Regions from separate parts of the Homo sapiens genome. Here region 2 is linked to region 1. Evidence: read pairs that join two places in POLR2A ChIA-PET (ENCODE). Cell type or tissue: OCI-LY7. All regions are shown on one strand. Each heading gives the region's core, and the rest is flanking DNA. Links, peaks and the distances in the headings are about the cores only.

The links. Peaks named below come from ENCODE experiments on the same cell type or tissue, not always from the same donor. Only the 100,000 strongest peaks of a DNase experiment are listed, where the experiment ranks them.
Region 2: POLR2A ChIA-PET joins it to region 1 with 6 read pairs; 2 of 35 experiments call an interaction of 5 or more read pairs at or near these places.

What each region holds. Positions count from the first base shown.
Region 1 is chr14:60,150,186-60,153,110 of GRCh38, forward strand. It overlaps DHRS7 (dehydrogenase/reductase 7), which reads right to left. Exons shown (of 7, transcript NM_016029.4): 4 at 2,754-2,925; 5 at 1-2. Among named protein-coding and RNA genes, the nearest start is that of DHRS7, 14 kb to the right of the region's middle. In OCI-LY7, for the core only: no CTCF peak of the experiment used is centred there; a DNase peak (open chromatin) is centred at 1,766; H3K4me3 peaks cover 453 bases; H3K27ac peaks cover 1,434 bases.
Region 2 is chr14:59,741,414-59,744,338 of GRCh38, forward strand. The region is part of intron 2 of RTN1 (reticulon 1); the gene reads right to left. Among named protein-coding and RNA genes, the nearest start is that of MIR5586, 96 kb to the left of the region's middle. In OCI-LY7, for the core only: no CTCF peak of the experiment used is centred there; no DNase peak of the experiment used is centred there.

The sequences.
Region 1 (2,925 bases), core at 312-2,811:
CCCTAACAGACAAAAAAAAAAAAAAAGGAAAAAGGCAAATAAATACAGACACATATCTCATGATTTATCAAAATATGTTCTAAAATGTGTGAGTAAAGGACAGGTAGTGTAATCATGCAAGCTTATTAGGCACTTTTTTTTATTATTATATTTTAAGTTCTAGGGTACATGTGCACAACATGCAGGTTTGTTACATATGTATACATGTGCCACGTTGGTGTGCTGCACCCATTAACTGGTCATTTACATTAGGCATATCTCCTAATGCTATCCGTCCCCACTCCCCCCACCCCATGACAGGCCCCACTGTGTGATGTTCCCCTTCCTGTGTCCAAGTGTTCTCATTGTTCAATTCCCACCTATGAGTGAGAACATGCAGTGTTTGGTTTTTTGTCCTTGCAATAGTTTGCTGAGAATGATGGTTTCTAGGTTCATCCATGCCCCTACAAAGGACATGAACTCATCCTTTTTTATGGATGCATAGTATTCCATGGTGTATATGTGCCACATTTTCTTAATCCAGTCCATCATTGATGGACATTTGAGTTGGTTCCAAGTCTTTGCTATTGTGAATAGTGTATAAGGCACTTTTAACAGTAGACTGGAGGCAATCTAGAACAGACATTCTCAGCTCTTTCCAGGTATAAATGGTTCACCCCCTTTGATAGTGAGGGGTCTTCCCATCAATGATTTTTATGGTAGGCATGCACTGGATAGGTAAAAAGAACTATCCCTATAGATTCTGATATATGCTCTTCATACCAGTCCTCCTCTCCCCACTCCAAAAGGGGTATATGTCCTCCACTGAGAATCACTGAGGTCAGGTTTCTATTTATTCCCCAAAGTAGTCTAAAGTGCAAATTTTTGGGGCAAAGGTGAGGAAGATGGGATTAGTACTTCACAGAAAGTATCAGAAAGAATGAATTCAACTTTTTCCATTTATATTTCTATTTTAACAGTATTAATTCATTTTAGCAAACATTTATCTTTTTGGGTAATAAGAGGGTATGTGGCTAATTAAAAATGTAATATGATTGCCTACTGAATGACTTGTGTAAAACAGACTAGACCTTCTAGACTTAAAAAGATACTGACCATTTCTAAACCAATGGGGAGTAAACAGAAATCTACTGCCTCTCATCTCTTCCTAAATTAGGAAATGTTCCAAGACTACATTGTTATAAGGCTGGGTTATCTATTGAAAAGCCTAAACAGCTAACCCACAGTACATTGTATATGATCCAAAAATGTTAAACAGTTATCAGCTCTGAAATGCTGACCCCAACAAACAGAGGGGCTATGAGGGTTTATGATCAGAGACCAATACAGTGCCAGACTCAGAGATGAACCCAAAAAAAAAAAAAAAGCTTGCTAATTGAATGGAAAACTCCCATAACTTTAACCTTCTGCCTCTCTGTAGCAAAAGAGGAGAGAGGACACCAAGCAAGCCAATATATCAAACACTAAAACCTCTCCTTGTTTGAAATCACATCTAGTATTGTGTGTAAACTTTTCAATGATAAACAAGTTAATTCTGTAGTTTACTGAGAATCTGAGAAGGAAATGTGCTCTTCAAAAAGAGCTTCCTGGTAACTACAGTCTCAACCTGCCACATTTTATCATAGGATCAAATCCAGTAATAAAATAATGAGTCTTGGAGGGCAGGCCAGACAGCTCATCTGTGTTTACTGAAAGCATCCAGCATATCTTATGAGACACGTGGTGCCAAACAGATGGGTGGCCGCCCTCCCTCATCTGCCTGCCTGAGGCTTGCCCAACTGCTCCACAGGAAGTGACTGATGCCTGTTACTAAATATGAGGAAATCATCAGTATAGCATTCCGCTTCATCACTGTCTGCAATTGTCTGCACTTTGCAGCAGAAAAAAGATGTCCTAAAGAACCAAAGCTTCAAATTTTCATGAAACCATGATGACCATGTAGCTATTGCATCTCATGATTCCAACAGTGAAACATTCTACTTAAACTGACTTCAACAGCTTTAAATATAAATTTTGTGTCTTCCTTAATCATTCTTTTCCTATTGGCCTTATAATTTCTTTATATCCAGTCTTAAGCCACCATTAAAAATTCATCCATTTCTAATATTTATACATCGTAAGTTATGCAGTCCAAATCAAGCTTCTCTCCTTGCCTCTGCCTTGACTAGATTTTCTTCTTCCAATGAAACCAGAGAGAATACAGTCAAGATTTTTCCCAGTAAGGATATGAGACCAGGACTAATCATCCTGTGGGAAGTACCTATTTCTGACATGCATATATAATTAGACCAGGCAAAATAAACACCAACTACAAGGGGCAAGGAAAAGAAGTCACAGAAATGGGGAGGAAAAAGTACATCCTGAAGTGTATGTAGAAGAAAGGAGAAGTGGACCCCCAATTTTCCATGAAGATTTAGTAGGAATAAGGATAAGGTGAAGAGTAACATGTTAAATAGATGATACACTTTTTGAGGGCAGAGACCACATCTTATTATCTTTATATCCCCAGGGTCTGTTGTAGTACATGGCACAATGCAGTGCTTGATACATATTTATTTGTTCAACAAGTTAGAGGCATGTGTGGATCAAGTCTTTTTTAGCATCTACTGGGGGTGTCCTCTACCAAAAGTCTCCTTGGGTCTCTCTGTCTCCCCACATCACTTCCAGTTCCAAGGACCTCACACAGTGATGGCCATATCCCCCATATACACATTTAAGTCAGTTCTATCAGAGTTGAGTTTGAGCAGCCTTACCCGGAGAGCATGCTTGCTAGCACAGTATCCAATGGAAAGAGGTACAGATATGATACCCAGGATGCTATTCACAGTAACAATCTTTCCTTGCTTCCTCTCGATCATGTGAGGCAGAACACATTTTGTCAAGGACACCGTCCCTAAGTAGTTAAGCTCTATTAGCTTTCTGTAG
Region 2 (2,925 bases), core at 246-2,745, 410 kb before region 1:
TGATATTATATTATATATTTGGTTATTTGTGTGTATGTCTTCTCAACTAGATTGTAAGCTCCATGAAGCCAGGATTTTCTTGTGAGGCATCACTCACTCGTGAGTCCTGGCAGTAATGGAACAATGCCTGATGTGGAGTAAATGGTCAACACATATTTGTTAAATAAATAGATGAAAGAATAAATGATGTTACTTTTCAGCTTAAAACCCTCCAATGGCTTCCAATTACATTTGGAACAAAATCCAAACTCCTTCCCCACGATCTCGGCCCTGCCTATCTGTCCAATGGTGTTCTCTGCCCCACTTCCCTCTTCCTCCCCTGTGTCACCAACCCCCTTTCAGTTCTCATATAATACAGACTCAGGCCCTGTGCATTTGCTATTCCCCCACACCTGAGGTCCCTCCTAGCTTCTCTCTGAACTGTGGGCTCCTTCTGCTCATTCAGATTTCAGTTCATGTGTCATCTCCTCAGAGGGGCAGTCCTTGGACCCCTCACACCCAACCCTCTATCACTCTTTCTAGTGCTCACACTATAAAATTACACTGTTTATTTATGGGTTTGTTTTTTATTGCCTGTTTCCTCTGACTAGCAGGTAAGCTGTGCAAGGGCAGGGACCTTGTACATCTTATTTACTACAAGGTCTCAGTGGCCAGTGCATGTCTGATGTATAGAAGTCACTCTAAATATTTTTTGAACAAAAGAATGAATTTTAAAAATGGGTAGGAGAATCATAGATCCCATCAATGCAAGGAAATAGCAATGGTAGTTTTCAAATTTAAGTTGATTTACTTTTAATTGCTCATTTCTTCTTGAGGGAAACTGGGGTGTTTTAAGGATGACTTCCTGATTATTGTCCTTTTTGAGGCTAATAGCTCACATAACACCCAGGACCATCATAATATCCCTCTTGGTGTTTGTGTCAGAAACAACATGGTGCTCCTGGTCAATGTCTGGGGCATCAGGGCATTTATTATGTTTTCCTAAATTGCTTCACTTTTTTCATGACTGATCTTGGCTTAAAAGAGACTTCCAGTATTTCAGCTATAACAATTCTCACCTCTCCACCTCAGTGTATATTATGTAGTAAAAATAGGTAAGTATGTTGGAGAACGTTACAAAATGGAATAATCTATTGGAATTGGGAGAAATATAAATATATTAGACACCTTGCTTAAACATCAGCATCTGTGGCTAAAGCTAACCCAAATTAGAATTTCTCTTCAGTTATTCTCCAGATTTGATGATTTCCTTATTTATTAAACAATGATAAACTGGACCCTTTTTTGCTTAACATGCTTTCTTTTTCCTCAGTTTCTATGTAGAATTATGTGCAGTTCTCAATTTTTGTTTTCAATCTGTTGTCACTGGAAATGGCAGAGTGACCCAAGACTCAACAGATGTAATAAAGTCCATATCCTCTACTGTCTATGGGCACAGTGTCACATGGTGCCAGGGGTCATAAGAAGATGGGAAGGGGGTCAGAAACCTCGCAGGATAAAAAGGGCAGGGAGAAAGGCTTCAATGAGAAGCTGATTCTTCCTGTTAATTTCATTCTTATCTGTTGTCATATGACTCTGGTATTTTGATGTGGGATGTATATGGAGAGAGGAGCTGAACATAGGAGAGAATGTGTAATGGGCCATTTTCTCTTTCCTGAATATGCCTTGCTTAGAATGTTTATTTGATTGCAGCTGCAGAGACAATCATTGTCCTAACCCCATACTGTCAAGTGGGCAACCCAACATCGTAAAACTCCAATATCATGTGAGCCAGATCTGCCTTTGTTTTCTCTTGAACCTTCTCCAGAACCCAATTGGGCCATGGCTACTTAAAAATGGAAATTCCCTAAAAATTAATGGACCCTTTGTCAAGTCTTTGCAAACTGTAATTTTTACATGAAGCATGTGCCGTGTAAGTAGACCTATACTTGCTAGGGCATTTCACTATTCCTGAGGACTGGCTGAAGTTCTTGTGGACTGACTACTGGACAACCCGGGAGCTCTGTAAAACACAGCTTGACTATATTAACTTACATCTTCAGAACACCAAGTATCTTTACGGCAGGAAATAATAAAAGAGTTTTACTATGCATTGCCAGAAAGAGTACAAGGAAGCTTGGAAACTCGGATATGTTCTGACCTCATGTTTTAGGCAGGGGCAAGACGTATCTAATCCACCTGGAGCCTTGGTTTTCTGATTTGTCATTACTACCCAAATCTCAATTTACATCTTAAGTGAAGTTCACTGGGCCCTCACAACTCCATGTCCATGCAGCTCCTCAGACTGGAAGGGCACCCTTCCCTTCACCTCTTTGTTTCCCCTGTTCCTCTGAGAGTCACCTGTGGTCCCAGTTCACCTGGGGAGCTGCTGGACTCCAGGGCTCGTCAGCACCGTACAATTCCCTTTCTCAGGACACCAAGCACACTGGATTGGGACTGCTTCCTTGGTCGTCTGGTCCCCTGGAGGCAGGGACTGGTTTTTGTTTGTTTTTTATTTTTCGTTAATTCCCCATCAGTCGTGCCTCATAGAGTACCCAACCAAAAGAAAGTATGTAGAAAGTGTTTGTTGCGTGAATGAGTAAATTTGAAAATCAGGGACCTGGCGCAGTGAATCTTTAAGACCCTTGGAGTTCTATGGTTGAATGAGTCTGAAGGAACTTTGGGGAGAAGGAATTAATGCTAAAATCTATAGGGAAAGAAGATAGGAGGAACTTTCATTAATTCTGTTCTATTCCAACACTTGGATTTGTACTATACCATCAGGGTTTAGAGCAATCGCTCCTCCTCTACAGGCTTTGCTTCCATTTTCAGAGTTTACTAGAAGCTCTTTCACCTGAGGTGCATACCAAAGCTCTTTGGGATATGGTAGAATGCCAGTCACCAGGGGCAGGGGAAGGTTTGAGGACCTCTCACTGTCCTCTTCAT